2 separate regions of the Homo sapiens genome follow, and region 1 is linked to region 2. Evidence: chromatin loops called from intact Hi-C (ENCODE). Cell type or tissue: dorsolateral prefrontal cortex. All regions are shown on one strand. Each heading gives the region's core, and the rest is flanking DNA. Links, peaks and the distances in the headings are about the cores only. Region 1 has its middle 16 kb from the start of DGLUCY. Region 2 overlaps RPS6KA5 (ribosomal protein S6 kinase A5).

Region 1 (16,298 bases), core at 1,674-4,173, 100 kb before region 2:
TCTCTCTTGTTGCCCAGGCTGCAGTGCAATGGCAGATCTTGGCTCACTGTAACCTCCACCTCCCGGGTTCGAGCGATTCTCCTGCCTCAGCCTCCCCAGCAGCTGGGATTACAGGCGCACGTCACCATGCCGGGCTAATTTTTATATTTTTAGTAGAAACGGGCTTTCACCATGTTGGCCAGGCTGGTCTCAAACTCCTGACCTCAGGTGATCCATCCGCCTCAGCCTCCCAAAGTGCTGGGATTACAGGCATGAGCCATCACACCTGGCCCCATAAGGTTATAATGCCGTATTTTTACTGTAGCTTTTCTAGGTTTAGATATGTTTAGGTACACAAATGCTTATCACTGTGTTACAATTGCTTACAGTAGCAACTGTAACACAGTCACATGCTGTACAGGTTTGTGGCCCAGGAGTAATAGACCATATCATATAGCCTAGATGTGTCGTAGCCTATGCCACCCAGGTTTGTGTAAGCACAGTCTATGACGTTTACACAATGATGAAATTTCCTAATCATGCCTTTCTCAGAACTTATCCTTATTGTTAAGTCAGGAGTCTGACTGTAGTTTAAAACATACTTTAAAACAGAAATTGGAATTCAAAAGTTTGAGGACGCCCCTTGAAGTGTCTCTGAAGAATGAGTTTCATAGCATGCTATTTGGCAACTACTGGTCTCTTAATAATTGGGCACCTATTATAGCTGCCTGACTTTTCCACATATTCCTCTATGTTGCTCTCCTGTTTATTCACCATAGGCAAGCTCTCTGGAGCAGAAATCCTGCTTTGCACGTCAGGAAAAAAACTTAGTACCAGGCCTGGCACAGGGCTCATGGTCAGCTAGTGGTTTGTTCTTGCTGTCATTTCAATGAAATAGAATTAAACACCTGTCTCGATGTGATCTGGTGAGTCCTCAGCACCTGTTCTTGAGTTGTCTGGTGAAAAGTAAAATGATAATGCATTTTTTTTTCTTTTTTTGTGTGAGATGGAGTCTCACTCTGTCACCCAGGCTGGAGTGCAGTGGTGAGATTTTGGCTCACTGCAACGTTCACCTCCTAGGTTCAAGCAGTTCTCCTGTCTCAGCCTCCTAAGTAGTGGGGATTACAGGCATGCACCACCATGTCCAGCTAATTTTTGTATTTTTAGTAGAGACAGGGTTTCAACATGTTGGCCAGGCTGGTCTCAAACTCTTGACCTCGTGTGATCCTCCCAACTCAGCTTCCCAAAGTGCTGGGATTATAGGCGTGAGCTACAATGCCCAGCCAGTAATGCAATTTTTATGTAATAGAAGTTATAAATAAAAATAACAGCTAATATGAATTAAACTCTGCGTCATAAGATGCACTTGGATTTCCTCATTCAGTTATCACAACTCTATGCAGTAAGTGCTGTTATACCCCCATTTCACCAAAGAAAAAACTGAGGCTGCCAGATCACAAAGGAGAAATTGTGGCTATAGACAACAGCAGGGAAGCTGAGAGCTGGGACTCCAACCAGGTAGTCAGACTCCAGAGCCAGCTTAGAAATGATCTGAAGCCACTGGACAGGCCAATTTGGAAGACAAAGGAAAGAGAAATCCGAGAGCCCAGGACGGAGTCAGGCAGAGGAGGAACCTGCAAAGGAATGGCCACTGGACAGGAGGAAAACCAGAAGAGAGAAGTGTTTCATGGAAACCAAGAGAGATGAGCTAGGTGTGATGAGTGTGGAAAGTCGTTTCTCAAACTTGGCATCAAGGACGCTCTTGGTAACCTTGACAAGAGCAGCCCCTACATCCAGGTTTCTCAACTGTGACACTACTGACATTTGGGGCCAGATAATTCCATGTTGTGGGGGGCTGTCCTATGCATTGTAGATGTTCAGCAGTATCCCTGGCCTCTGCTCACTTGATGCTGGTAGCAACACCCTTCCCCAGTTGCAACAATAAAGAATGTTCTCGGCCGGGCGCGGTGGCTCACGCCTGTAATCCCAGCACTTTGGGAGGCCGAGGAGGGCGGATCACGAGGTCAGGAGATCGAGACTATCCTGGCTAACACGGTGAAACCCCGTCTCTACTAAAAATACAAAAAATTAGCCGGGCGTGGTGGCGGGTGCCTGTAGTCCCAGCTACTCAGGAGGCTGAGGCAGGAGAATGGTGTGAACCCGGGAGGCGGAGCTTGCAGTGAGCCGAGATCGCACCACTGCACTCCAGCCTGGGCAACAGAGCAAGACTCTGTCTCAAAAAAAAAAAAAAAAAAAGAATGTTTTCAAACACTGCCCTAGATGTCCCCAGGTACAAAATCATCCTAGGTTGAGCACTACTGCTCTGCAGAGTGGTGGGCGGAAGCCAAATTGGAGTAGGCAGAGGAGGGAATGGGAGGCAAGGGAGAGGAGAAAGCTTCCACAGACATGCGCAGAAGTGGGAGCTGGAGGTGGGGGCGGGGACAAGGGAATGTTGTTCTAAAACTTTCATGTATGTGTGTGTATATATATGTGTGTGTGTGTGTGTTTCATATATGTGTTTGTGTGTGCGTGTGTGTTTATATATATGATAAGAGATAGCAGAGAAGGACTGTAGGTTGATGGCAATGACACAGGAGAGAGTGAACGTTTGCTGATTTGCTGATGAAGGAGAGAGATATATAAAGAGAGAAAGACAGAAACAGCAGGTGTGAATTTCTGGGGTAGGCAACAAGAAATGGGATCCAGACTACAAGTTGCGCGATTTGCCTTTGCAGGAGTAGAGACATTTGCTCTGGTATAAGAGAAGGAAGAGAGGCCCTATGCAGAAGTAGATGTAGGAAGGCGTGTGTATTTGGTGATGGGGAGAGGAGGGAGCTCCCATCTGTTGGCTTCTATTTTCCCAGCCAAGCCTGCGACAGGGTCATCGGCAGAGCTGGGATGGAGACGGAGGAGGAGGGAGGAAAAGGCACAGAATTCTTATCTTGGAGTGCAGCAAAGCAGGCTAAAAGGAGAAGGGGGAAGGATTGCTAGGCCGTGTTGATAGCCCATTTGCAGTCTGAGGCCAGGAATTTGAAATGAGGCCAGCCCATGTGGTGTGAGAATTTTCTCTGGCAACTTCATCTGCTCTGGGAGCAGCATGGAGTGCGTGGATGAAGCCTCGGTGACTGGCAGCAGCTCCCCAGGCAGCCTACGGGAGCAGGGTCCTCATTAAGGACCAATCATTAAGTTGCTCTCCCTTGGGCCTGAGAGAAACATGGGGGTATCTTTGCACTTTCAAGATCAAGAACGGAGGGGGTGCCGGGCACGGTGGCTCACACCTGTAATCCCAGCACATTGGGAGGCTGAGACAGGCGGATCATTTGAGGTCAGGAGTTCGAGACCAGCCTTGCCAACATGGTGAAATCCCATCTCTACTAAAAATACAAAAATTAGCCAGTCATGATGGGGGGTACCTGCAATCCCAGCTACTTGGGAGGCTGAGGCAGGAGAATTGCTTGTACCTGGGAGGCGAAGGTTGCAGTGAACCGAGATCACGCCACTGCTGGGTGATAGAGCGAGACTCAGTCTCAAACACACACACACACACACACACACACACACACACACACACACATACACACTGGAAGGGGTCCCAGCAGCATCCTCCAATCCCCAGAAGCAGATGCACAAATCTGCTAGAGCACATGCAATTCCCCATATCCATGCCCTGTAGAGCCTGTGAGCCCCTATTTTACCCTACCAAGAAGAAAACCAAAGTTTGCTGACATTCCACAGTCTCTCCGTGGACACCACTGCTCCTCTGCCATTCACATCTGCCTCTACCCTCAATGCCACTTTCCTTTTGGCTCCCATCGACAGTCCCGGGGCCGGAGGAGGAGGGGGTGGCAGCAGGTATGAGCAATGAGACCAGGTGGAAATCAACATGGAAAATTCTAGACATTATGATCTGCTTGTCTTAAAATGAGGGAAGTTCACTATTGGACATGAGACAAAAGGACACTTTCTCGAGAAGGATTTAAATTCACCCTAATACTGGACTTCATCCATCGCCTCACAGAGAACTTAGGAGTAAGACATTCCAGAAGCCTTGAACACTGATCACTTCATTGGAGCCTGAAAGTCAAATTAGAAAATCTCTGGTGATTTATTTTTTAAAACTATATTCACTTATTTAATATTTTTATGGTTTTTAATTTATTGATACATAGTAGATATACATATTTTCGAGGCATATGTGATAATTTGATACATTCATATAGTCAAATCAAGGTAACTGAGATATCTACCACTTTAAATATTTATCTCTTCTTTATGCCAGGAACATTTGAATTATTCTCTTCTGGCTCTTTTGAGATCTACACTAAGGCCAGGCATAGTGGTTCACGCCTCTAATTTCAACACTTTGGGAGGCCAAGGTGGGAGGATTGCTTGAGCCCAGGAGTTTCAGACCAGCCTGAGCAACATAGTAAGACCCCATCTCTAAAAAAATAAAAAATTAGCTGGACATGGTGGCACACATCTGTGGTTCCAGCCACTTGAGAGGCTGAAATGGGAGGATCGCTTGAAGCTGCAGTGAACTGTGATCATGCCACTGCATTCCAGCCTGGGTAACAGAGCAAGATCCTGTCCTCCCCAGAAAGACATGTACAATAGATTGATGTTAGTATAGTTACCCCATTGATCTATCAAATATCTGATGACTTACTTTGACTCAACTCAAGAATGCGTCCATAAGCCAATTTTATGATTTGTGTGGCATTTGGAACATCCCTGAAGTGTTAGGGTGTGACCAGCAGCAAAGGAGTGCACGACTTCCAACGTCCTGGTGGAAATGTCATATCATTGTAAGGGCATCAGGGATGCCTGCTTTCTGAGCATCTCCACAGTGTGGCAGCTGGCCAGGCTATCGCCAAGAGGTGGCCTAACCTCACACAGGGGCTCTCAAATGAAGTGAAAAAGACAAATAGCGCATGATTCCACTTACATAAGGTTTCTAAAAGAGTCAAATTTAGATAATCCAGTAGTAGATTGATGGTTGCTAGGGGTCGGGGAGGGGGCTAAGGGTGAAGAGTGGGCTCCTAACCAAGGAGCATGAAGTTTCAGTTAAGCAAGATGAATAAGCTATAGAATCTTCTGCCCAGCGTTGTACCTATAGCCAACAATGATGTTAACATAGTTACCCCACTGATCTATCAAATATCTTTATTGACACCCATAAAACTTTGTTAAGAGGATAGATCTCATGTTAAATGTTCTTACCACAATAAAATAATTTTTTTTTTTTTGGAGATGGAGTCTCGCTCTGTTGCCCAGGCTGGGGTGGAGCAGCATGATCTCGGCTCACTGCAACCTCTGCCTCACGAGTTCAAGAGAGTCTCCTGCTTCAGCCTCCCGAGCAGCTGGGACCATAGGTGTGCGCCACCATGCCCAGCTAATTTTTGTATTTTTAGTAGAGACAGGGTTTTACCATGTTGGCCAGGCTGGTCTTGAACTCCTGGGCTCAAGTGATCCACCTGCCTCGGCTTCCCAAAGTGCTGGGATTACAGGCGTGAGCCACTGTGCCTGGCCAAAATAAAATTTGTAAAAAAAGAATTCACTGGAGAGCTTGTTAAAACACAGATTCCTAGATACTGTGGGTAAGGTCCCAAAATTAGCATTTCTCAGCTCCCCAGGAGGCTGGTGCTGCTGGTCTGGGGACCACACCTTATTACCACAGTGGAAGAAGATGGGATGCTGTCAGGTTGGAGTTTGAATTCCAGCCTCATCCAGCTTTGCAAGCTTGAGCAAGTGATGTCAATGCTCACCTGTAAAATGGAATCAGAGTATGGTACACCTTGAGAAGTTGTTTTGGAAATCAGAGAGAAGTCACGTTAAGTCCAAGGTCCTAAGTAGGTGCCCAGTAAAAGAAAGCAGTTGCTATTTTTGTCACCATTTTAACACACCTCCACAACTCACAGCTGTTTGGATTAGGCATTCAAGACAAGCATTGACTTAGCCTCAAAAGTCGTGAGGAGGTTACTGAATTGGTAATCTCTCCACCCTCTCTTCCTCCTCTTCTGAACACCCAGGCACCAAAATAGCCCCTAACACCCACCAATGCACTGCCAGCGATGACATTTCTAAGCGGAGGAGATAACTGATCACTTTCAAATTCTGTAATATTTTAAGTACATTATCTTTGAAATCTGGGTCAGGATGAATATTGAACTTGGGCTCATCAAATGTTAAAGCTGAAAGGAAACTTCGAAACCATCTAATTTTCTTTTCTTTTCTTCTTCTTCTTTTTTTTTTTTTTTTTTTTGAGACAGAGTTTCACTCTTGTTGCCCAGGCTGGAGTGTAATGGCGTGATCTTGGCTCACCGCAACCTATTGCCTCCCGGGTTCAAGCAATTCTCCCGCCTCAGCTTTCTGAGTAGCTGGGATTACAGGCATGTGCCACCATGCCCGGCTAATTTTGTAGAAACCATCTAATTTTCTAGTTAAAGGTGAGGATGTCGAAGGTGAGGAAACTGAGACCTAGGGAGGGGTAGCAACTTGCCCAAGGTGGCACAGCAAGTCCAAGGGCAAGGGCAGAACTGGAAACCATGTGTGCTGCCTGCTGGCCCTGGCTCAGACTTTCACAGCCTGATTCTCAGCCCAACTGACCCAAAATGCTATGCTTTCCTAAATAAAACTGCAGATCCCCTGGGTTGGTGGGGATACCCAGAACTGAGTGGGAATAATTCTCATTCTATGGTGATATTCACCTAAGGGAACAGATCAGAATCTCTAAGAAAAAAAGGGAGATTTTTATGCTTATCAGCGAAGGGCATTTTTTTTTTTTTTTTTGAGATTGGGTCTCTGTCGCCTAGGCTGGAGTACAGTGGTGCGATCGCAGCTCACTGCAGCCTCAACCTTCTGGGCTCAAACAATCCTCCCACTTCGGCCTCTCCAGTAGCTGGGACTACATGTTTATGCTCCCATGCCTGGCTAATTTTTGTATTTTTTGTAGAGACGGGGTTTCACCATGTTGGCCAGGCTGGTCTCGAGCTCCTGACCTCAAGTGATCTGCCTGCCTCGGCCTCCCAAAGTATTGGGATTATAGGCATGAGTCACCGTGCCTGGCCAGTGAAGGGCATTTGTTTAAAAGTGTTTGGAAACTCTGACCCCACACCATGTGACCTCCTTTCTTAAACTGCTGTTCTCTTCAGTAGGTTAGGAAGTAGTCCCATTTGTTGGCCTTAATTCTTCTAAAGCTACCTCCTGCATCAAGCAGCCTCCTTTCTTCGGCTCTTCATCTTCTCTCATTCTCCTTACACTGTATCCCAAATGCAGAGAGAGCTTGCTCTGTGCCTAGAGCAGAACAGACATCTTTTACCTTTACTTAACTCATCAAGATAAATAAGCTAAAGACCTACATGCATTAAATTTTCTTTTATTCCATTATTTTCCACTATTCAATCAGCCAATATTTATAGGAGCCTATTACTTGCTAAGCATTCATTAACTGTTGCTGCGCTTACAAGGAAAGTCCCTTACTCTCATTCCATAAATATGTACTGAGTGTACCGAGGATGTGCTGGCCATGGGCCACATGGGTTATTCAATGATCAACAAGGTAACACAATCCCTGTCCTCATAGAGTATCGAGTCTGCCTTCTAAGAAATGACATCTTTTTGGCAAGAGGACAGGCCTGCAGCAGTGGTCAGGATGAGGCAGGTACTCATCCTGAGGCTGGAGGTGGCTCACACAAGCTTGTGGGAGCTGAGTGTTAAATTTTTGGGAAGTTTGTGAGCCAGTTGTTAAATACAGCCATTATTAGAAATTAAATCATATAAACATAATTTAATAAGTTATATTAAAAAGCAAAGGTAATACACACTCAAAGCTCATCACCTAATTATTTTATTTTTTATTTTTGAGACAGAGTCTTACTCTGTCACCCAGGCTGGGAGTGCAGTGGTGCCAACACAGCTCACTACAGCCTTGACCTCAAGCTCAAGCAATCCTCCTGCCTCAGCCTCCTGAGTAGCTGGGACTTACAGATGCGCACCATCATGCTTGGCTGATTTTTGGTTTTGTTTTAGAGATAAGGTCCCACCATGTTGCCCAGGCTGGTCTCTAACTCCTGGGCTCAAGTGATCCTCCTGCCTCAGCCTTCTGAAGTGCTGGGATTATAGGCATGAGCTATGAACTATGGTTCCCAGCCACTTCCTAATTATTTTCTGATGTTTTACTATCATCTCTGCTGTTAGGGTCCTTTACATCTATATGGTAGAAATGCTACATAATGGTGGCCTGTGGGGCATTTCCTAGCTCTGCATTCAGTGCCATCAGGCTAACAGCTTGGCATTGGCTGTAGTGGGGAATATTTATATTATGAACATTGGCAAATGCTACAAACTAGGATTTTTTTCTCTTTTTCTTCCAGAAAGCTGGTTGTTAAACATTTACTAAAACACCACTGGATACAAGTGACATCATACAAGGTAGGAGGAGTCAAATGAGTAATTAACATTTGGAGGAGGAGGCAAAATTAGCTGGGCGTGGTGGCACACGCCTGTAATCCCAGCTACCAGGGAGGCTGAAGCAGAAGAATTGCTTGAACCCAGGAGATGGAGGTTGCAGTGAGCCAAGATCACGCCATTGCACTCCAGCCTGGGCAACAAGAGCGAAACTCCGTCTCAAAAAAAAAAAAAAGGGAGGGGAGGGGGTCCTTGATCGCCAAGTAGAGAGAGACATGGGGTCAAGGTGAGGGTGGGCAAGCTGTCTACAAGCCTGCCTTGTGGGGACTGTCTGTGTTGAACTGTTTTTGGAGGGAAACATGAGGCTTAACAAATAGCTTTATTGAGATTTATTTCTCAAACATACACATTCACCTAAAGTGTATAACTCAATAATTTTTTGCATATTCATGGAACTTTGCAACCTCACCACAATTTTAAAACATTTTCTTTGCTTTTTTTGTTTTTGTTTTTTTTGAGACAGTGTCTCGCTCTGTCACCCAAGCTGGAGTCCAGTGAGGCAATCACAGTTCACTGCAACCTCCACCTCCTGGCCTCAAGCAACCCTCTCACCTCAGCCTCCCAAGTAGCTGGGACCACAGGCACGTGTCACACCCAGCTAATTTTTGTATTTTTTCGGTATAGACAGGGTTTCACCATATTGCCCAGGCTGGTCTTGAACTCTTGGACTCAAGCAGTCTTCCTGCTTTGAACTCCTAAAGTGCTGGGATTACAGGCGTGAGCCACTGCCCCCAGCCTAAAACTTTTCATCACCCCAAAAGAAACTCCCAGACCTGTTAGCAGTCACTCCCCATTTACGCCAATCTCTTTTTTCTCCAGCCCAAGGCAACCACCACCAGTCTATTTTTTGCTTCTATAGATTTAAGGCTATTTTTTTAAGCTGACACAGAAATCTGAAATTGTATGAGTTAATCTTGGAGAGTGTTTCATGGGCAGCATGCCCTGTGCCAACCCAGCAATTTCTCCAATTTTCCCAGTGCGAGCTCAGTAAAATTGCCTCTTGACTACAGCTGACCCACTCCCTCTCAGTGGGCCAACTTGTTCCCTACCCTGGGAAGGATCAAGGGAGAAAAATTCCTACAGGTGAGCTGAGTGGTCAGCCTCAGGCTGAATGTACACGCTGAAACCTTGGTAGGTGCAGAAGTCGGAGGAACAAGCCAGGGGGGTGGGCAGGGGAAGGCACTCAGCTGAACATGGGCCTAAGTGCGAGAGTGGACCCCGACACTCTAAGGGCAGACAAGCCTCTCTGGAGAACTGTGCTGTGGTCAGTCCCCAGGCAATTTCAAGAAAAGTCACAACCTGTATAGCTGTACAAACTCCTCCATCCGTTACTGACTTGGCCCCAGGAGGAGTCACCAGTGAGAGGGTCGCACTCCCCAATTTTCAATAATGCATCTCCCTGCTGGTTCTTCCTTCCCACCCCCGGCCCTGAGATGGAGTCTCGCTCTGTCACCCAGGCTGGAGTGCAGTGGCACAATCTTGGCTCACTGCAACCTCCGCCTCCCAGCTTCAAGCAATCAAGCGATTCTCCTGCCTCAGCCTCCCAAGTAGCTGGGATTATAGGTGCGCATCACCACACCTGGCTAATTTTTGTATTTTTAGTAGAAACGGGGTTTTGCCATGTTGGCCAGGTTGGTCTCGAACTCCTGACCTCAGGTGATCTGCCTGCCTCAGCCTCCCAAAGTGCCACCGCGCCCAGCCTCCCTACTGGTTCAATTGGCCACTTGTGCAATACAAAGTGAGGAGATGACAAAGACCCCCACCTATCTCAAAACATTCCCACTACCAAATACTAGCATCTGAAATCCTTGTCATTCCTTTGAGTTATACCATTATCCCCAGAGGCCATGAGTGAAATTCTTGTTATAGGGGATTGGAAGTGGGTGGAAGGGCACTAGCACCTGGCTCAGGTCAGCAAGACTTTACCTTGGAAAGCAGGGGCTGGACTCTGCATGCGGTGGGACACTGAAGATGTGAGCTTTGGATTGAGGCAGTGATGGTCTAGATGACAAAGATATAGAAGATGTGTTTTGGGGAAAGGTGGGCCCAGACGGAAAGCTGGGGAGGGAGGGGTGGGCCAACGGAGAGTACCACTGAAGAGGTGTATAAAGGAGAGCTGCCATTTTTCTCCCCCCATTTGCAGAGTCTTCTTCCACTCCATCTTTCTCTCTTCCCATCCCACACTATAAATAATTGCAAGTCTTTGTTCTTTGCCTTGGGAATAGCTTCTCCAGCTGTTGCCACATTTCTGAACCGAATAAAGCATCTCTTTTGAAATCCACAAAAGAAACAGATTGAACTATGGTGTATTCTTTTTAAGAGGCTTGACTCTACCAGGAAAAAAAAGCTCCCTTACCAAAGAAAGAACATGGAGTGCACGTCATAGCCACTTGCCTTCACGTGTAAAGATGCGGTGACAAGCACCCTTATTCTTAGCCACTGGCCTTGTGGCAGGAAGCGAGCCAGGCAAGGACAGGGCACAGGCAGAGTGGCAGCCTCTGCCGACCCTGAGAACCAGCCTCCTCCTCCCTCCTGGTGCCCCTAGGAATCAGCATATCCCAACCATGACTCCTAGAAGTTCTTCAGGAACAGGTGGACTAATTTCTCAGCAATAGTCACTGTTTTTGTGATATGAAGGAAAGCGGTTCTAGAAGGCAGGACCGCCGAGGATGGACATCTGCTCTGCTGCTGCTAAGAAGAAAAGCAAGTGGGCACATGGTCTGCTTTCAGGGGCAAATGAACTGGGGGGGCAGGGGGAATTTCTCATGGGTGCTGTCTCATGACCAGAGGAGACGGCTAGAGTTTTGTGTGGCTAGGAGAGGTGACCAGCTGCTGGAGGGCAGCTGCTGCTTTAGATCACCCATGCCTGGACCCAGAGCGAGCAGGTTCCATTCATCACAGCTTGTGTTGGATCCTTTTACAAAGTGGTATATCCTTAATATAGATGTCCACAGGCTGATGACAGCCCTGTCTCATGAGATCATGGCTTGAGTTCTCACTCGAGGCCTGAAGACTTTTTTTTTTTTTTGAGAGAGAGTTTTGCTCTTGTCACCCAGGCTAGGGTGCAATGGCGAGATCTTGGCTCACTGCAACCTCTACTTCCCAGGTTCAAGTGATTCTCCTGCCTCAGCCTCCCGAGTAGCTGGGATTACAGGTGCCCATCACCACACCCAGCTAATTTCTGTATTTTTAGTAGAGATGGGGTTTCACCATGTTGGCCAGACTGGTCTCGAACTCCTGACCTCAGCCTCCCAAAGTGCTGGGATTATAGGAGTGAGCCATTGCGCCTGACCCAGGCCTGAAGACATTCTGAAGCACTCCCACCCATGTCTACAGGCTCCCAGCTTCTGTCTGCATGGTCACCTCTGCCTCTGGGATCCTGTTTCCACATGGGCTGTAGTTGCTTTTTTTTTTTTGGGGACAGAGTCTCGCTCGGTCGCCCAGGCTAGAGTGCAGTGGCATGATCTTGGCTCACTGCAACCTCCACCTCCCGGGTTCAAGCGATTATCCTGCCTCAGCCTCCTGAGTAGCTGGGATTACAGGCACCTGCCACCGCACCCGGCTAATTTTTCTATTTTTAGTAGAGACAGGGTTTCACCATATTGGCTAGGCTGGTCTCGAACTCCTGACCTCATGATTCACCCACCTCAGCCTCCCAAAGTGCTGGGATTATAGGCGTGAGCTACCGTGCCCAGCCTGTAGTTGCTCTTTTTGACTTTTGTTGTAAATTGTGGTAAAATGCACATAACATAAGATGCACTCGTTTTCAAGCGTACAATTTAGTGGTATTAAGTATCTGCATAGTGTTGGGCAACTATCAGCATTATCTAGTTCCAGAACTTTTCATCACCCCACATGGAAACCCTATACCTGTTAAGCAGTCACTTCTCATTCCACAGATCCAGTCCCTGCAACCACTGATCTGCCTCCTCCCTCTATGGCGTCACCTGTTTGGAACATTTCATGTAAATGGAACCATACAAGATGTGACCTTTTGTGACTGGCTTCTCTCACTTGGCATAATGGTCTTCTGTTTGTTTGTTTGTTTGTTTGTTTTGTTGCTCTGTCACCCAGGCTAGAGTGCAGTGGCTCCATCTCAGTTCACCGTGACCTCCGTCTCCTGGGTTCAAGGAATTCTCATGCCTCAGCCTCCCAAGAAGCTGGGATTACAGGCATGCACCAACACAATTGGTTCACTTTTGTATTTTTAGTAGAGATAGGGTTTTGCCATGTTGGCCAGCTGGTCTCAAACTCCTGGTCTCAAGCAATCCACCCACCTTGGCCTCAAGCAATCCACCCACTTTGGCTTCCCAAAGTGCTGGGATTACAGGCATGAACCACCATGCCCAGGTAGCATAATGTTTTGAGGTTCATTCATATTGCTGCATGGATCAGTCTTCAATTCCTTTTTATAGCTAGATAATATTCCATTTCATGGATCTACCACATTTCGCTTCTCTGCTGGTGCTGTTTTGTACCTCATCTACCCAAATACAAAACTTGCATTTCCATTTCCACAACAATCCCTGCTCACAGTTTCCTCATGGGGATAATGATACTTCATCACATCCTGTAAGGGTTAAATAATACACAACATGTAAAGCGACCAAAAGCACCTAGCAACTAGTGCTCAATAATATATTATTAATTATTATATCATCATTATAGTCATTATGCAATCATTATGATCATATAAATTCCTCCAACCTCTTGTTTTCTGTTGTATCTATTCATTTGTTTCACAAATTATCTTTTTTTTTTTTTTTTTGAGACTGAGTTTCACTCTGTGGCCCAGGCTGGAGTGCAGTGGCACGATCTTGGCTCACTGCAACCTTTGTCTCCCGGATTCAAGTGAGTCTCCTGCCTCAGCCTCCCGAGTAGCTGGGACCATAGGCGCCTGCCACCATGCTCGGCTAATTTTTGTATTTTTAGTAGAGACAGGGTTTCACCATGTTGGCCAGGCTGGTCTTGAACTCCTGACCTCAGGTGATCCACCTGCCTCGGCCTCCCAAAATGGTGAGATTACAGGTGTGAGGCACTGCACTTGGCCCACAAAATATCTTAAATGCAATTATGGTTGGATAGCCGCAGAGAGATGTCTGGATTAGGTACTTGCAAGGATTATGTTGAATTGCATACTCCTTTGGTTCCCAATCTGGGGCCATGAAGCCATGAGATCTCTATTATACCGTTACAGCAAGGAGTTCATGAACCACAACTGCAGCAAGCATTTTCTAGCACTCAGTGGCTACCCTTTCTCTCCTACACATACAGGCACTACTGTTTCTCAAATGTGTGCAGTCTCTGTTGAGAATGAATAAAAGATAAGTCATATAAAATCCTTTTATCATCAAGTGTCTTCTCAATCTAACCAATACTCAAGATGCCACTTTTCTCATAGGGAGATCTTCATATTTGAGAAGATTAGAACCCACTAGCATACAGCAACACTAAAAGAAACCAAAACGATTCAACTCAGTATGGAAATCAAATGATTAACAAGAGTTTATTGAACACCTACTACAAGTTTGGTACTATTCTAAGCACCATGGTGGGGGAGTGTGGATATGAATATGCAGAAGATAGTTTCTGTCCTGCACACTCTGTAATTGGGAAGAGCAGCCGTAGGCCAGTACAGTAGTCAAGAATGTGTCAGCATAAGATCAAGCGTTAAATTAGTACTATGGCTAATACATGAAATTAACATGGGCTGAAGTCATCAGGAAAGGCTCCAAGGAAGAGTCTGGCTTGAAGCATAGGCATGTTTTTAAAGGGGCAGGGAGCTCCAGGTAGGTAGAGGCAGGAATGAGAAAGGAATCTTAGAGTATAGATATTGGCCTGCCTGGAGTCAAGGGTTTGATTTGGAAGACATGGTCAATTTCCGTGAGTAGGACATCAGAGGACAGAGCCCTAGAGGTGCAAGGATGACTGAGGGGCAGTCAAAAGCCACTGATGTTTTAGAGCAGAGGAGAGTTGAAGGAAGGCCGTGTCCCAAAATGCTCAGCCTGGCTGAGGCAGGAGAGTCTGTGTTCAGGGGACTTGGGTATGTTCATTCCCGGATACAGTCATTAAAGGGACTCCATAAGGGATGGAACAGGGGTCTCTGTACTTAGACTGATCTCTTACGACAGCACCTGGGCGTCTTTGCCCTCTATACCAACTATCTTCTGCCCCAAACATGCACATGTGAATTGTCCAGACAGGCTATGGACCTTTGTCCAGTTGTCAGAACTTTTTGCATTATTTCCACGTTCAGGAAAAGGCATATGCCCTCTGAGAACAGACAAATGGACAGAAGTTTTTATTTTTCATTTTATTTTTATTTCATTTATTTATTTATTTATTTTTGTCGCCCAGGCTGGAGTGTAGTGGCGTGATCTAGGCTCACTGCAACCTCTGCCACCCAGGTTCAAGCGATTCTCCTGCCTCAGCCTCCCAAGTAGCTGGGATTACAGGCACCTGCCACCGCGCCTGGCTAAGTTTTGTAGTTTTTAGTAAAGACGGGGTTTTACCATGTTGCCCAGGCTTGTCTTGAACTCCAGAGCTCAAGTGACCCACCCACCTCGGCCTCCCAAAGTGCTGAGATTACAGGCGTGAGCCACTGCGTCCGGCCGGAATTTTTTTTTGAGGGGGGCTTTCCAGAAGAGGAATTTATGGAGAGGAATGTATTGTATTATATATTGTATTGTATGGTATTGTATTGTATTTTTATTTGGGGCTTTTCAGTAAAGACCAGAAAACCTTCTAGACAAATTGTAAAAGAGTTGTAACACTGGACAGGGAATTTGCCAAGCTGGCTTAACAGATGTCTTCCCAATCCTCAACACTCCTTAAAGCAATAGCCCTTCAGGGGTAAAGTCCATGCTGACCACACCTTCCTCCCTCTCTTGCAGAGGGCAAAGGGTAGAAGACCAAGAGGCTGAGGTGTTTGGAGAAGCCAGGGAAATGGGTGGATTCGCCCTGCAGGATGCAGCCTCTGAGCTGTAGGATGCTCACCCACAGTCACCCTGGAAGATGGAGCCATCCCCACCCTCCCTGTGCACATTTGCTGGGAGTTTGACAGGGACAGTGGAGATGGAACAGCCAAGGCTCCACCAGATGTCTTAGGCATCTTCCTCAGTGTCTCCTTCTTCCCATCAGTCCTGGAGAACCTATCTGTGACCAAATAGGGTCAGAGGGGAGCTGGATCATGTACCCCAAGGCCACCAGTGGACTTTCCTGACATCAACAAGCTCCTGCTAGTGGCTCTTAGTTTGCTAACCAGGACAGAGCTCCCCTAGAGCCATGGCAGGAGGCAGAGCATCCCTGACCTTCATGACCAAACGCTGCCCAACCCTCAGGAACTCCCTGTTGTTTTCAGCCCAGATGAGGAAGGATGCTTATGGCCAAAGTCATGCAGGAGGCTGGGAGAAGGTTTTAAAAACTCACAGAGGATGTAGCTTGTGGGGCAGTGGCATCTAAAACAAAAAAAAAGAAACAGAGCATGTGGAGGCAAATTCACTGTCATTCAACAGGTACCCTCACCGCTCCTTTTTCTGGCTGAGGTCCAGGGAGAGTAAGTGGTCCTCACCGAGATCCATGACTGGGATGGAAGCCAGTTTACTTCCTCATCTGTGGGGGTTCCCCCATAAGAACCTGATGTAATTTCAGACCCTGTCTGGAACAAGGTGTTTTCCTCCCTGTGGCGGTGCAATGAAAGCGTGCTCAGCCAGTGAGGAGAGGGGAATGGGTTTTAGGGCAGGTGTTTCTGCAGCCGCCAGCCAGATACCTGCACAGTCAGATGTTTCCTCCTTCGTCAGGGCCCCACTTGTGCACCTCAGTAGAGGTGGACAGATTGTCCCATGATTGGATCA
Region 2 (16,298 bases), core at 5,913-8,412:
TGTCTGGTGAGGGCCCACTTCCTGGTTTGCAGATGGCAGTCTTCTTGTGTCCTTGCATAGGGAAAGCAGAGAGAGAGGAAGCATAGTCTGTCCTGTCTCTTCTTGTAGGGCACTGAATCCATCATGAGAGTTTCACCCTAATGACCTGATTACCTCCCAAAGGCCCCATCTCTAAATACCATCACTTTGGAGATTAGGATTTTAACATATGAATTTTGGAGGATACAAACATTCAGATCATAGAACCAGGTCCCAGGAGAACCCCTGAATCTGCTTAGCTAACTACTATGTATGTTGAAGGGAGAAGTGCAAGAGAATGGCCAATCTGTCAGGCCATGGAAGAAATTTGAGGCAAAAAAACCAAAGAGGCCTTGTGGGGAGGCTGATCTTTTAACACAGTGAGTCTACCTATTAATTGTGCCCATCTGGAGTTTTGGACTCTTGAATAAATGAATTAGTCACGTTTCTTACCTTTGGGGAGAACTAGAAAGGGGGTTGGGCAAAGGCATGCCTGGCATAGGAAAAGGAGCAAAAGTCCTTTTTTCCCACAACTAGACTAAAGTACCATCTCCTTTTGAGTGTGAAGAAAGACAGTGTACAATTCTAACAGGTCTGTTTCTGGCACAGTCTGATCTAGGCATGCAGGTAGCTCCACATCATCTGAGCAGCATATTTTGGGCTTTACTAAAGCATGTGAATGACTCACACATACAGATTTCAGCAATTGGTTGATGTTTTATTTCACCTGTAGGGTGAAATAAATGTGTAAATATTATAAGTCTTGTTCTAATACTGTTAATATTATTGTAGAGAAGTTTGAGCTCTTGTTCTTAGGTTAACAATTAAGAGAAATGTGATTTATTTTTAGACTTTCATGCACAAAAGCTTTAATCACAATGACAAAATAATAGCATAGGAATGAAAACTATTTAGACACCTAGACTCACATGCTCAAATATGTGTTTTTTATTGCTTAGGATTCTATATAATATGATATTTACCATTTCTTCTTATGTGTTTTGTCATTAACACAGTGAAAAAAATCTTTATAATGGACAAATACTCCCCCATGCCTAAATATGATACTACTTACTACTGATTTGCTCTCATATGTGTGTTTACTTACTTTGCCAGTAGATGTAATGGAAAAGACTCAGAGTCAGGAACAGGGGCAAAAAACAACAACAACAAAAACATGTGGTTGCTAAGTTCAAGAGCTCTGAGATGGGCCTATATCATATCACCTTTTAAATTTTTATTTTACTCTTTTAGATTAATTTATGATGGCAGTAGTTGAAGTAAAGTAAAGGCTAAGTACAGCCCACACTGTGAAGATTCTGGTGGAAAAATAGTAGACTGTCAGAAACCTGGATGAAACTCAAAGACTGTAGGCCAAGTAAATGAAGTTGAAAGCCAAGAAACTATGTATTGCATGATTTCATTTATATGAAATTCTAGGAAAGCTAAAACTGTAATGACTGGAATTAGATTATTAGTTACCAGGGAAGTGATTGGCTTCAAAAGGACATCCAGAAACTTTTCAGGGTAATGGAACAGAAACTTTTCAGGGTGATGGAACTGTTTTTTTGTTTTTTTGTTTTTTTGTTTTTTTTTTTGAGACGGAGTCTCACTTTGTCGCCCAAGCTGGAGTGCAGTGGCGCGCGATCTTGGCTCACTGCAAGCTCCGCCTCCCGGGTTCAGGCCATTCTCCTGCCTCAGCCTCCCGAGGAGCTGGGACTACAGGCGCCCGCCACCATGCCCGGCTAATTTTTTTGTATTTTTAGTAGAGACGGGGTTTCACTGTGTTAGCCAGGATGGTCTCGATCTCCTGACCTCGTGATCCACCCGCCTCGGCCTCCCAAAGTGTTGGGATTACAGGTGTGAGCCACCGCGCCCGGCCTGGAACTGTTTTATATCATGCTTGTGGTGGTGGCTCCATGACTATGTAAAATTACCAAAATTCATCAAACTGTTCATTTAAATAAGTGAATTTTATTGTATGTAAGTTGGACCTTAGTAAAATTTAAAAATACGTTAACTATAGATTTTTGGTGCTCAGATGTCTTTAATTTTTCCTTTGAGCAAAGACAAGAACCAAAGGAATGTTATCTGACAGTCTCAGACAATAACTTTGAGGACTATTGTAAGGATTAAGATTTCTGTATCCTACCCTATCATAGTTTCAACTGCATGGTTCCCAGGTGAGATTAAGAAAGTGAAGGCGCGGTGGCTCACGCCTGTAATCCCAGCACTTTGGGAAGCTGAGGCGGGTGGATCACGAGGTCAGGAGATCTAACACGGTGAAACCCGGTCTCTACTAAAAATACAAAAAATTAGCCGGGCGTGGTGGCGGGCGCCTGTAGGCCCAGCTCCTCGGGAGGCTGAGGCAGGAGAATGGCGTGAACCCGGGAGGCGGAGCTTGCAGTGAGCTGAGATCGCGCCACTGCACTCCAGCCTGGGCGACAGAGCGAAACTCCGTCTCAAAAAAATCAAAAAACAAAACAAAAAACAAGAAAATGAAGACAAAATAAAGGAATACATGATAGCAAGCTTGATCTTTGGTTCTGTACCCCAAACTGAAACCTTGACCTTGGTGAGCTGGGCTGGATCACATGGACCTGCTTAAGGACTTACTTGTCCCTTTGCCCTGTGCAGATACCCTTTAAGATTGTTTACTGGAATCTTGCCATTCTTAAGCAAGAAAATTCCAAGAAATCTAAACTCTATCAGAAACTTGAGGTGGAAGAGAGTGGTTTTTCTTCATAAGCCCAGGGCTAAGCTCTTTTCAGGACCAGCATTCTTGAGTTTTCCTAAGACCTAGGACTTGAGGTATGGGAGAAAGAAGAGCTCTGCCTTACCTACCAGCCACCTGGGAACAGTATTGGTGGAAAAGCAATAAAAAGAGTAAATGAAATTCTCAGCTGCTAAATTAATGAGAGGAGGAGCCAAAGAGAACATACCTTGAGCTGCTTCTCATTACCTGGAAACCTTCAACCCTGAGTACAGAAGGCACCCTTCATCTGGAGCCCTGGGGATAGGAGGTTGGAGAAGACTTGAGCTCCTGTAGCAGCCAAAGTGTTAATTTATGTCAGAAACAAAATAATAGAGGTAGTAGATTATGAACAAAAACAGCCCTTCACAGATCATCTGAACAACCTTTGTGAATGACTAGGGTTTCCTGGGTACTATACTTTGTAAAAGAAAGTGTAATTAATTTATAACCTCTTTTAATTTCCTATGAAAGTTAATTCTGTGTATCAAAAAATAATTCCTTATCTTCTTAGTGTAGCAGCAAATATAGATAAGTAATATATAAATATAAAGCAAATATAAATATAGATATAATCTAGTATATGAACAATGCTTTTGGAAAGCTGGGCTTGTACATATCTCAGTAAATAAAAAAGGATTCCTAATAGTAAGAACCAGGAGTAATTATTTTTGACACATGACTCTTTAATAATCTCTTAAGCTTTTTTACATAATAAAATAATAGAATTTAACATTAGAAGAGAGCCAAATCATTGTTTCAAAAGTGGTTGTCTCTTATGAGTTTGGCTTTTTATAAAATCTACTTGACATATTAAAGATAAGCCATCGTTTATTTTAGAATACTACCTATGTTTTTGATATTCATTTTAGATCTATACTGATGTCAATGTGAACTCTAGGCTGGGCCATGTACATTGACTTGTTCTTACTATAAAATTATACATTGATAGTAAAACTCTTAAAAATAGAAAATAGAATGGTGGTTCCCAGGGCTGAGAGAAGAGGGAAGAGGGCAATTGTTGTTCAATGGATATAGTTTATTTTGCAGGATGAAAAGGTTCTAAAGATCTGTTGCATAACAACGTACATATGGTTAACAATACTGTATACTTAAAAATGGTTAAGGTGGTAAATTTTATGTTATGTGTTTTTGACCACAATTTTTAAAAATTTTAAATTATGAGTTTAGTTAAACTTTGGAAAGACATTGAAATTATTTATGCCCCAAAGCTTTTCATTCTAAAAGTTGTTAGTTGAGTTTTATTTTCTTAAAGTTGTAGTCCCAAAGCATTAATTTATTTACAAACACTTATACTGCTTATTGGCACACAGCAAGCACCATATAAATTTGATTCATTTAATCCTCATTAAATTCTATGTAGTGGGTATTATTTTGTTTTCTGTCATTTTATAATGGCCATTTTCTAATATACAGAGAATTTGAAAGAATTGTATGTTGAATACCCTTATACTCACTACCTAAATTCTGCAATTAATATTTTGTTGTATTTGCTTTTGACGTATGTGTTCATAGCTATATTTATTTATAAATTTATCTTATTTTAAAAAATGCATTTCAAAGTAAATCACAGATATCAGTATGCTTTGAGGATAGGTGTTTTTATGCCCATTTTACATTATTGGGAACTGAGACACAGACAAGTAATTTGTCAAGGTCACACAGCTTTTAAGTGGCATAATTAGGATTTGGATCAAGCCTTTCTTAACCACTTCTACAGAGTACTAGTTCACATAATGTTAATAGATACTACCTTAAAAAGTAATTTTGTGGTTAAATCCACAAATGTAGTATCTTTGTCTTGATCTACATGCATATTTTCATAATACAGGATCTGTAAGGTTCAGCAGTAAAGAAATCGTTTAACTTTGTTTAAGCCAACCATTTCCACATTTATTCTACCAAAGCACTCTGCTCCCCACATCTCCCCCTAACAGAACACCTATTATAGGATAGGACTAGAATTCAATGGAATATGTTATGGAAAATGCTAATTTATAAGAGATCCTAATTTTATTTATTCAAGACAATATATCTTTGAAGAGTTTATATTTTTAAACATAGTCCTAGAATTTTAGAGCTGACAGGGATCCTAGAGTTCATTGAGACCAACACTTTCATTTCAGAGATGTAGTAATGGAGACATAGAGTATTGAAGTGACGAATGCATACTATATCGTGTCCAGGTATTTAGTGGCAGAAATGGAACTAGAACTTACCCTAGAACCTGGGGATGGCATTTAATAGATACTCAGTAAATGTTTGTCGAATCATAAATACATCTTCTCAATCCATCCAGTTTTTTCCCCACTATGTATCTATCTACATATTAGAATTTTTATTTATTTTTGGAGTATATTGGTCAGTAGAGAGTCTAATAAACACTTTAATTTATGTTAATATTTGGTACAAATGATATATATAGTTCCTAAATTCCAAAAAAAGTTTTATTGTAATGCATAACATACAGAAATTTATGCAAAATATGCTATACTGTTTAACAAATAATTATAAAGCAAACCCTGGTTAATCACTCAAGTCAAGAAATAGAGCGTCGCTGGTACACAAGAATCCCCCAGGAGCCTCCTTCTATTGCTGACCCTCTTGTTTTTTTTTTCCTCTTTTTTTCTTTTAGCTAATTTGACAGGACATGCTGAGAAGGTGGGAATAGAAAATTTTGAGCTCCTGAAGGTCCTAGGAACTGGAGGTAAGTCTTAAGTTAATTATATTTAAGGAAAAAAAAAAGTACTTATTATTCCTATGATGAAGGATTGATATCCCCAATACAGAAATTAAAATTTAAAAAGCATGAGGAATCCATTAGGAGAACTGTCAAAGAACATGAACAGACCATTCATAGAAGCACAAAAGGCAAAAATAAAAAGAATTGGCAAGGATTTAGGGAAACCAATCCCTTTTACCCTGCTGTTGGGAATGTAAATTAGTTCAGCCTTTACACAGGACACAATATTTTATTTTATTTTATTTTTTTTGAGACGGAGTCTAGCTCTGTCGCCCAGGCTGGAGTGTGGTGGCGTGATCTCAGCTCACTGCAACCTCTGCTTCCTGGGTTCAAGCGATTCTCCTGCCTCAGCCTCCTGAGTAGCTGGGATTACAGGCGCCTTCTACCACGCCCAGCTAATTTTGTATTTTTAGTAGAGACGGGGTTTCACCATGTTGTTCGAGGCCAGGTTGGTCTCGAACTCCTGACCTCAAGTAATCCGCCCTCTTCTGCCTCCCAGAGGGCTGGGATTATAGGCATGAGCCACTGCGCCCAGCCAGGACACAATATTTTAAAAAATCACTAACATTGATAGAGTGCTTGTTAGATGCCAAGTACTCTGTGGAGGGCTTTGTATTGATTGTCTTATTCAATCTTTGTTCAACTCAGTTGATACTCAATGAACGTAATTTGTAATAATGAAAAACCCAGGACTGTTTAGAAACCCAACAATAGGGCTTTGGTTAAATGGAACATGGATCTCTATGTTCTATAATGTATATAATAGATTAAAATGATCTACTTTTATTTAATATTTTGGAAAGCTCTCCAAAATAAGTTTTTAAAAAGCTACAGAAGAGAATGTACAATATACAAAACATTATATGAATAAATATAAATATCTACATGTGTATATGGATATGGAAAATATCTGCGTGTATATTTGTATGCAGAAAAATCTCTAGGTGCCCGGGCGTGGTGGCTTATGCCACCACAGCACTTTGGGAGGCACTTTGGGAGGCCAAGATGGGAGAAGCCCTTGAGGCCAGGAGTTCAAGACCAGCTTGGGAAACATAGTGAGACCTCATCTCAACAAAAAATAAAGAAAATTCTCCGGGATGTACATGGTTATATACACTAAAATCTTAGTGGTAGCGGGATTTTACATGATCTTGGTTTTCTGCTTTGTAACTTTCCTTTGCCTTCTGAATTTTTGCTACCACCGCTTTCGCTGCTCAGAAATCAGGGCTGACTTAAGGGGGATGTGACCTATGCAGTTGTAGAGATCCCTGCATGTAGAAGAGCCCCATGTTTGGTGTAATGCTCTGCTGTCACTGTTCTGAAATTATTAGTAATTCATGAACAAGGCACCCGCATTTTCATTTTACACTAGGCCTTGCCATTTATGCAGCTTCTTGTCATGTGTATGTTTCCTACTCAGTTCTCTCCCTGTCCTGGACTGTGTTGCTCTGCAGCCACCGCTGCTGTGAGAACTGGCTTCTGTCATTTTTCTCCCATCAGGTCAAGATACAAAGGAGGCCTTTAACTCTTCCCCTCCCCCTCCTCCTCCCCATTCTCAGCAGGCCTAGATCTCTTTTCCTGGAAGACCAGGGAGAGCATCAGAGGACAGACCATTTTTCTTCCCCGCTGCAGTTTAGCGTCACACTCTCAGGGACCTGAGTGTTCTAGCGCCTGACAGGATGGATTACACCTGTCCATATAAGGGTATCTGCCCATCCCTTCCAAAATGCCAAACATTATAGCAAGAAAGAAAGCCTTTCTCTTGGGGCCTCTGTAATCAATACCAGCCACTTCCCTAGCTTCATGTCTGTTTGTTTTTTTGTTTTTTGTTTTTTTGTTTTTTTGAGATGAAGCCTAGCTGTGTCGCCCAGGCTGGAGTGTAGTGACTCGATCTTGGCTCACTGCAACTTCTGCCTCCTGGGTTCAAGTGATTCTTCTGCCTCAGCCTCCTGAGTAGCTGGAATTATAGACATGCACCACCATGCCCAGCTAATTCGGGTTTCACCGTTTTGACTAGGCTGGTCTTGAACTCCTGACCTCGTGATCCACCCTCCTCAGCCTCCCAAAGTGCTGGTATTACAGACGTGAGCCATCACGCCCGGCCTGCCTCATGTCTAAGTTCGCTTATGTAAGCTGTCTTTAGGTCATTTAGTAATGAGCCTTCATGTCTACGGCCCTGCTGTATGAGGTCTTTATAACCTCCCTGAGTAGTTTAGCATGCCATATAGGCCCAATCTTTACAGCTACCAGTGAATAAGCAAAATGAATAGTTTATTCCCATCAACTAAGCATGTTATTGTCAGAAATTTAGTGTAACTGTCAACTTGGAGATGTTATTGTACATTTCCACCTTCAAATAATTTGTTCAAATGTATTTTTTAAAAATCCAAGCTCTACCCCACTGTATTCCTAAGAAATCATGCTTTCAAAATATCAAAATAATACCCTTTATTCCTACCTTTGTTTCCTGTTTCAAAGGCAATATCTACTCAAAGGGGAAAGAGGATCACAGTTCTGTGGTGACTCAGTTCCCTTAAAAATAGTGCTTTGTGACATCTGGTCAAAAGTTCTTAAGGTTGATATATATTATAGATTGTTTTTATAATAGCTGTTTTATCTGCATGTTTTTATCTGTTTTGTCTGTATGTGGCTTTCTTGGTAACAACTTTATTGAGATATAACTCACGTACCATATTGTTCCATCATTTAAAGTGTGCAATTCAGTGGTTTTAGTATATTCACAAAGTTGTGCAGCAATTTTATAACAGTCAGTTTTATAACATTTTCCTTACTTCAGAAAGAAACCCTGAACCCTTTAGCTATTAATGCCCAAGCAAGCTCACCATCCTCCCCAGTCCTAAACAACCACTAACTGACTTTTTTATCTATATATTTGCCTCTTCTAGGCATTTCATATAAAGGTAAACATACAAATGTGTAGTCCCTGGTGACCAGCTTCTTTCACTTAACATAATGTTTTCTAGGTTCATTCATATTGTAGTACACATCACTACTTCATACTTTTTTTTTTTTTTTTTTTTTTTCAGACAGAGTCTCGCTGTGCCACCCAGGTTGGAGTGCAGTGGCGCAATCTCACAGCAACCTCCACCTCCCTGGTTCAAGTAATTCCCCTGCCTCAGCCTCCGGAGTAGCTGAGATTACAGGCGCACACCACCACGCTCGGCTAATTTTTTTGTATTTTTAATAGAGACGGGGTTTCACTATGTTGGCCAGATTGGTCTCGAACTCCTGACCTCAGGCGATCTGCCCGCCTTGGCCTCCCAAAGTGCTGGAATTACAGGCGTGAGCCACCCTGCCTGGCCAGTACTTCATACTTTTTATGACTTACTGTTTCATTGTACAGATATACCACATTTTGTTTCTCTGTTCATCAGGAGATGGGCATTTGGGTTGTTTCCATCTTTTGGCTGTTATAAATAATGCTGCTTTGGAGACTAGCCTGGGCAAAATAGTGAGACTCCCCATCTTGCCAAAATTAAAAAATTGGTTGGGCATGGTGTGATATGTGCCTGTATTCCTAGCTACTTGGGAGGCTGAGGTGGGAGGATTGCTTGAACAGGAGTTTGAGGCTGCAGTATGCCATGATTGTGCCACTGTACTCCACCCTAGGCAACAGAGCAAGACCGTCTCTCTAAAAGATAAACAAATACATGAATATAATGCTGCTATGAACATTCATGTACAAGTTTTTGTATGAACATATGTTTTTTTCATTTTCAGGTACTTTATAAAAAGTCATGCACACTTTTAAATATTTTGAATACAAGGTTCTATAAATTCTCTCAAGTTCTGTTTAAAGTAATCTTTGAAGTGAGAATGATCTTCTTCCTTTTTTACTACAGGTCAGGTTAAATAATTTTAAAACAGGAAGAAATCTGAATGGTCGTCTTCCTTTTTTACTACAGGTTAGGTTAAACAATTTTAAAACAGGAAGAAGTCTGTGATAGAAAAATATTATATGCTTATACTTTAATCATAATCTATATTGCCTGAAGAGTTCATAGTGTCTTGGCATGTTTCTTGCCATCTGCCATTTATTTAGATGGCAGAATTCCATCTAACTCATCTATAATTCAGTAATGTAAAATTGCCAGAAAAATAGGGTTTGGGTAAACAAATTTTCTTAGTGGGTTAACTTATGCATAGCAGTTTCTCAAATATTTTTGAATGAATGGATGAGTATACTTATTCCATATAATAAGGGATCTCTATAAAGATCCTTGAAAATTTGAAAACAAATTGCTATTCTTATTTGCAATGTTTACCTGACTTTCCATGCTTTAGAGATTCTTTTTTCATATTAAAGTTTTAGAAATGTCAGTTTTTATGTTTTTTATCAAAAGCAAAACGTAGTAAAAATATTAGTACAATTGATCAAATGAAACTACTGTTTATATACTTTTGATTAACCCAATTATTATTTATTTTATTTTAAAAATAGATTTATAGCTGTTTTTAAAAGAAAACGTTATCTCTGAGATGATGTTTTATTCTAGATATGGTCAAAGCTAAACAACTTTAATCTGTAATAACAGATAACTTCTCTATAGCAAAATAGACATAGCATCTACAGAACTTTCAAGGACACTATTAAAATGTAATATTAATGATTAATTTCACCATTGAATTTTATAGTACATAACAAGAACCATGAGACTAATCCTATTCATTGATCTGTTAATTTAATGCATGCAGGCCTGGTGCAATGGCTTATGCCTGTAATCTCAGCACTTTGAGAGGCTGAGGTGGGAGGATCAGTTGAGCCCAGGAGTTCAAGACTAGCCTGGGCAACATAGCGAGACTTCATCTCTACTGAAAAAAAAAACAAAAAAAAAAACAAAAAAAACAAATTAGCCTGGGCTGTTGTGACACTCGCTTATAGTCCCAGCTACTAGGGATGCTGAGGTAGGAATATCTCTTGAGTCTGGAAGGTTGAGGCTACAGTGAGCCATGATTGTGCCATTGCTCTCCAGCCTGGGAGATAGAGCGAGACCCTGTCTCACTATAGTTTTGAACTTCTGGGCTCAAGCAGTCCTTTCACTTCCACCTCGTGAGTAGCTGAGACTGCAACCATGTGCCAACACACTCAGCTTGCTTGCTTATTTACTTATTTAGTAGAGACAGGGTCTCGTTATGTTGCCCAGGCTGGCTTCAAACTCCTGGGCCCAAGTAATCCTCCTGCCTTGGCTTCCCAAAGTGCTGGGATTACAGGCATGAGTCACTGCATGTAGCCACAATCATTATTAAACCTCTAAAGTGCTAGATAAGGAATTTTCCTTACTCTTGCCAGGTATCTATGCAGTTGAGTAGTCTTTCTATCAACTGCTTAGATTACCTGGCAAAAGTAAGGAAAATTCTTAAGCTTGAAAAAATAAAATGGGAGCAGGAATTTAGAGAAGCAAATAAGCTGCCTGAGGGCAGAAGTTATGCTGGAGAAATCCACCAGTGAATTCCGAGCTAGTTCTTTGGGTTTACCATTTTCATACTTCATATATAGGAGACAGCTTCTAAGGCACTCAAGCGGTAGAGAAGGCTACTGCTCAGTAAAACAGTAAATGAGAAAATAAAAATCTAGCCTGCAAAGGGAGATAGAGGGGAAACTTTTCTGGCTTAGCATTGGCTTCGGGTGAAGGAAACAAATAAGCAGTAAAAGCCTTCCGTGAGTCATAACCTTAAACCAAACATCATACAGGTTTGCAACTTCAGTTTGTTATCCACTTATGTGATTTAAAAAAAGAAAAATCCTGGCCAGGCACGGTGGCTCGTGCTTGTAATCACAGCACTTTGGGAGGCTGAGGCCAGCATGGGAACACCCCATCTCTACTAAAAATACAAAAATTAGCCAGGCGTTGTGGCGGGCACCTGTAATCCCACCTACTGTGGAGGCCAAGGCAGGGAGAATTGCTTGAATCTGGGAGGTGGAGGTTGCAGTGAGCCACTGCACAGAGCAAGACTCCGTCTTATATTAAAAACAAAACAAAACAAAAAACCACACACAAGCAAGTATGAATTTAGTTTATTCTACTTATGAATTGGTAGTGTTCCCAACAGCACTAGCAAAGCAAATGTAAATCTTCTCTGGAGGATTTACTTAGATCTTAAGGAAATAGCAAAGAAAGTTTTACAGACATGATTTTACTATCAAAAATTACAAACACCAGCCGTGTGCGGTGGCTCACGCCTGTAATCCCAGCACTTTGGGAGGCCGAGGCAGGCGGATCATGAGGTCAGGAGATCGAGACCATCCTGGCTAACACGGTTAAACCCCGTCTCTACTAAAAACAAAAAAAAATTAGCCGGGCATGGTGGCGGGCACCTGTACTCCCAGCTAGTTGGGAGGCTGAGACAGGAGAATGGCATGAACCCAGCAGGCGGAGCTTGCAGTGAGCTGAGATCACACCACTGCACTCCAGCCTGGGCGACAGAGTGAGACTCAGTCTCAAAAAAAAAAAAAAAAAAAAAAAAAAAATCACAAACATCCAAGAAGCAAAGCACTATGAGTGAAAGAAGTGGAAACAACAAATAATAGAATTAGACCTAAAGAGACTGTTGGAATTATTAGATATAAAATATAAATGTGTATGTTTTTAATTAAGAAGAGATTTGATTGTAATATTACGGAATAATACATGCTAAAAAAATGACCAGACAGATTGGAGAAAGAACCAGTAGTCCTTCTAGGAGTGAAAAAAAAACAATTCAAAGTATAAACTTAATGGATGCTTTACTGGTAGATGAGATATAGCTAAAGAGAAAATTATTGTGGATTGGAAGATAGATTTGAAGAAAATATGCAGAATATAGAATGGAGAAAAAAGAGATAGCATATGAGAGGACTATTAAGATATAGAGGATAGGCCGGGTGTGGTGGCTCACAGCTGTAATCCCAGCACTTTGGGAAGCTGAGGTGGGAGAATCCCCATCTGTCTGGGCAACATAGTGAGACCCTGCCTCTAGAAAAACAAACTAACTTAGCTGGGCATGGTGGTGCATGCATGACTGTAGTCCTAGCCATTCAGGAGGCTGAGGTGAGAGGGTTGTCTGAGCCTGGGAGGTTAAGGCCACGGTGAGTTATGATCACATCACTACACTCCAGCCTGGGTTGTCTCAAAAAAAAAAAAATAGAGAATAGATAGAGAAGATACAACATTTTTCTAATCAGACTTTCAGAAGGAGCTTATAGAATGAGTAGAGGCACTGTTCAAAGAAATAATAGCTGGGAGTTTACAGGATTAAACGTGAATTTGCAGAGAGCAAATACAAGTACTTGCATACAAGTATAAAGAAATTCTTATGTAGATACATCAGAGAGAAACTGATGAACATGAGACAGAGAAATACCTGAAAAGCAGTCAAAGAGAAAAGACTTATTTATAAAGGAACAACAATTAGTTTAACAGTGGACTTTACAACAGCAACCCTGGAAGCCATGTAAAGTGGAATAATATCTTCAAAATGCCCAGAGAAAATAACTGTTAATCTACACTTGTATACTCAGCAAAACTGTTTTCCCTAAGTGTGGCAAAAAGACACTTGTTGTTGTTGTTGTTCTTTTTGAGACGGAGTCTTGCTCTGTCTTGTTGTTTTTTTTGAGACGGAGTCTTGCTCTGTCACCCAGGCTGGAGTGCAGTGGCACGATCTTAGCTCACTGTAACCTCCGCCTCCTGGGTTCAAGTGATTCTCCTGCCTCAGCCCCCTGAGTAGCTGGGACTACAGGCTCATGCCACCATGGCTGGCTAATTTTTGTATTTTTAGTAGAGATGGGGTTTCACCATATTAGCCAGGCCGATCTCGAACTCCTGACCTCATGATCTGCCCACCTCGGCCTCCCAAAGTGTTGGGATTACAGGTGTGAGCCACCACGCCCAGCCAACATTTTCAAACATACAAAAGCTGAGTGAGTTTTCTACCAATAGGTCCCCTATGAGAATTTTAAAAGAAGTAGTTTTAGGAAGAAGGAAAATAATCCCTGGAGAATTTTCCGAGATGCAAAAAGAATTACTGAACAAACAGTCTAAAGCATACTGACTGTGTAAAGCTCTCGTCACGATGTCTCATTTGTGGAGTTGAAAAAAGAAAACTGAAAAATTGGACAAAATAGCATTTAATTTGGGAGGTGACAGGAGTTAGTTTCCTGAAGTAATGTTCCTCAAAGTTTAACATGCACAGTAATCTTGAAATGTGTAAATTACCAAACTGATTGAAAAAAGGTGTGAGAAACCTACATAGTCCTATAACTGTTAAAGAGATTGGTCAGTAAGCAAAAATCCTCTTGCTGGGAAGACACTCAGTACAGTTTTAAGAATGAGTTCTGCCACACATTCAAGGCATAGATAATTCTGATCTTCCACAAACTCTTTCAGAAAACAGGAAAAGGGGGATTATTTCCTCCAACTCATTGTATGAGTCCAGTGTAACCTTGATTCCAAAAAACACACTAGGACAGTATAAAGAAGGCAGATTATCAGCCCATTTTATATATGTGAAATTTTTAATATCAAATTTATATAGTCAAACCTTGTGTGTATTTTCTTTCAACACATTGAATACTTTGACTCATTATCTATTATACATCTGCACTGAGTAGTTTGGTTACAGGCCTTGAAGACAATTCTGTAAAGGTAAGGAAACAGTTTACCTGTAATGTTTTACCTTTGTATTTCCATTTTGTGTGTGTGCACTGTTTTATAATGGATCAGTTGTCAGCCATGGAGACTGCTTTTCCTTTTTGCCAGCTGACAGTGTAGTCTCTTATGAGAAGATGGGATAACTAAGAAATGTCATTGTAAGTATATCTGCCTTTAAAAAATCACAGTTTTGATGACTAAATGGAGTAGGTGGAAGCTTTTATAATGAATATAATAAAATCTCAATTTTTATTCAAAAATTTTACCACTAATCTTTCAGTTTCATTACCTTTTTAAGATAAATTTTTTTCAGCACTACTTAGAATAATAGGAAAGACTCATCAGATGTCTTCATGTGTCATGTAAGGTTTTCTTTGGAAATGAAACTGAAAACTCTTCTGATGAATTAATTTCTATATATTTAAACTAGAAAAAAATGCTATTCATCAAATATCTTGAAGACTGTGGAATATTTGAATATCAAAGATTTACTTTTTGACACTTAAATACATCTAATATGCATAAAACTCTTTTTTACTCAGATTGACTTGCTTCTCTTGAACTATCTGGTTTCCTTTGGCCTATCACTAACCTTGATCAGTTTTCTGAGCTAGAAACTTTTAAATAATTTTGGATTCTTTTTGGATTCTTCTCTATCTATTTTGACCTCTTTATCTCTCTTCTTTTTTTTTTTTTTTTTTTGAGATGGAGTCTCACTCTGTCACCCAGGCTGAAGTTCAGTGGTGTGATCTCAGCTCACTGCAACCTCTGCCTCCCAAGTTCAAGCTATTTTCCTGCCTCAGCCTCCCGAGTAACTGGGATTACAAATGTGCACCACCATGCCCGGATAATTTTTGTATTTTTAGTAGAGACAGGGTTTCACCATGTTAGCCAGGCTGGTCTCAAACTCCTGACCTCAAGTGACCCACCTGCCTCGGCCTTCCAAAGTGTTGGGATTACAGGTATCAGCTGCTGCGCCCAGCCCAGCCTCTTTACTTCTATTTTCTCACAAAGTCCTATAATTTTCCCCTTAAAGTGATCCTTGGATTTACCTTTTCTGGGCCTAAGAACGGAAAGTGCCATCACTCATTTTACCTTATGCATGGATTCTTTCAAGGGGTGTCTTAACCTGTCTGCCTTTCTGTAGGCTCTCTTCCATTTGTGCATTTTAATATCATATGCTGTTATACGTAATATACAGTCTTGCTAAAATACAACATTTTCGTGCAGTTTTTCTATTTAAGAACATATACTGCATTTTTTCCCATTTAACTATTCAAGCCCAAATTCTTGCCTTGCTTTCAGTTTCCCCTGTCTTTTTTCGCCCAGCTTACCCTGATATTCTGCCTACTTTCTATTTTTTTCCCCAACTTTTATTTTAGGTTTGGGGGTACATGTTCAGGTTTGTTACCTGAATAAATTGCCTGTCGCTGGTGTTTGGTGTAAAAATGATTTTGTCACCTAGGTAGTGAGCATAGTACCCTATATGTAGTTTTTCAACCATCACCCTTCTCCTACCCTCTCCCCTCAAGTAGGCCCTAGTATCTATTCTTTCCATTTTTATTTCCATGTGTACTCAATATTTAGCTCCCACTTATAAGTGAGATCATTTTCTTTTCCTACATCAGTTTGCTTAGGAAAATGGTCTCCAGCTGTATCCGTGTTGCTGCAAAGGACATGATTTCATTTTTTAAAATGGCTGCATAGTATTCTGTGGTGTACATGTACCATATTTTCTTTATCCAGTCCACCATTGATGGGCGTCTAGGTTGATTCCATGTCTTTGCTATTTTGAATAGTGCTGCAGTGAACATGCAATGAACATATGAGTACATATGTCTTTTTGGTAGAATGATTTATATTCCTTTGTGTATATACCCAGTAATGGGATTTCTGGGTTGAGTGGTATTTCTGTTTTAAGTTCTTTGAAAAATTTCAACTGCTTTCCACAGTGGCTGATGTAATTTACATTCCCACTAGCAGTGTATAAACATTTTGTTTTCTCCACAACCTCACCAGTATCTGTTATTTTTTGGCTTTTGAATAATAGCCCTTCTGACTGGTGTGAGATGGTATCTCATTGTGGTTTTTATTTGCGTTTCTCTGATGATTAGTG

Evidence for each region. Hi-C counts contacts between places; a loop is a spot of excess contacts. Peaks named below come from ENCODE experiments on the same cell type or tissue, not always from the same donor. Only the 100,000 strongest peaks of a DNase experiment are listed, where the experiment ranks them.
Region 1: it touches region 2 in a loop (2.0-fold over the local background); 4 of 110 quality-filtered maps call a loop at or near these places.

The regions. Positions count from the first base shown.
Region 1 is chr14:91,089,999-91,106,296 of GRCh38, reverse strand. It overlaps a transcript of DGLUCY not described here and the pseudogene RNU7-30P. Among named protein-coding and RNA genes, the nearest start is that of DGLUCY, 16 kb to the left of the region's middle. In dorsolateral prefrontal cortex, for the core only: no CTCF peak of the experiment used is centred there; a DNase peak (open chromatin) is centred at 3,022; H3K27ac peaks cover 1,120 bases.
Region 2 is chr14:90,990,288-91,006,585 of GRCh38, reverse strand. RPS6KA5 (ribosomal protein S6 kinase A5) reads left to right here. Exons shown (of 17, transcript NM_004755.4): 2 at 5,427-5,498. Among named protein-coding and RNA genes, the nearest start is that of RPS6KA5, 62 kb to the left of the region's middle. In dorsolateral prefrontal cortex, for the core only: no CTCF peak of the experiment used is centred there; a DNase peak (open chromatin) is centred at 7,055; H3K4me3 peaks cover 759 bases; H3K27ac peaks cover 2,130 bases.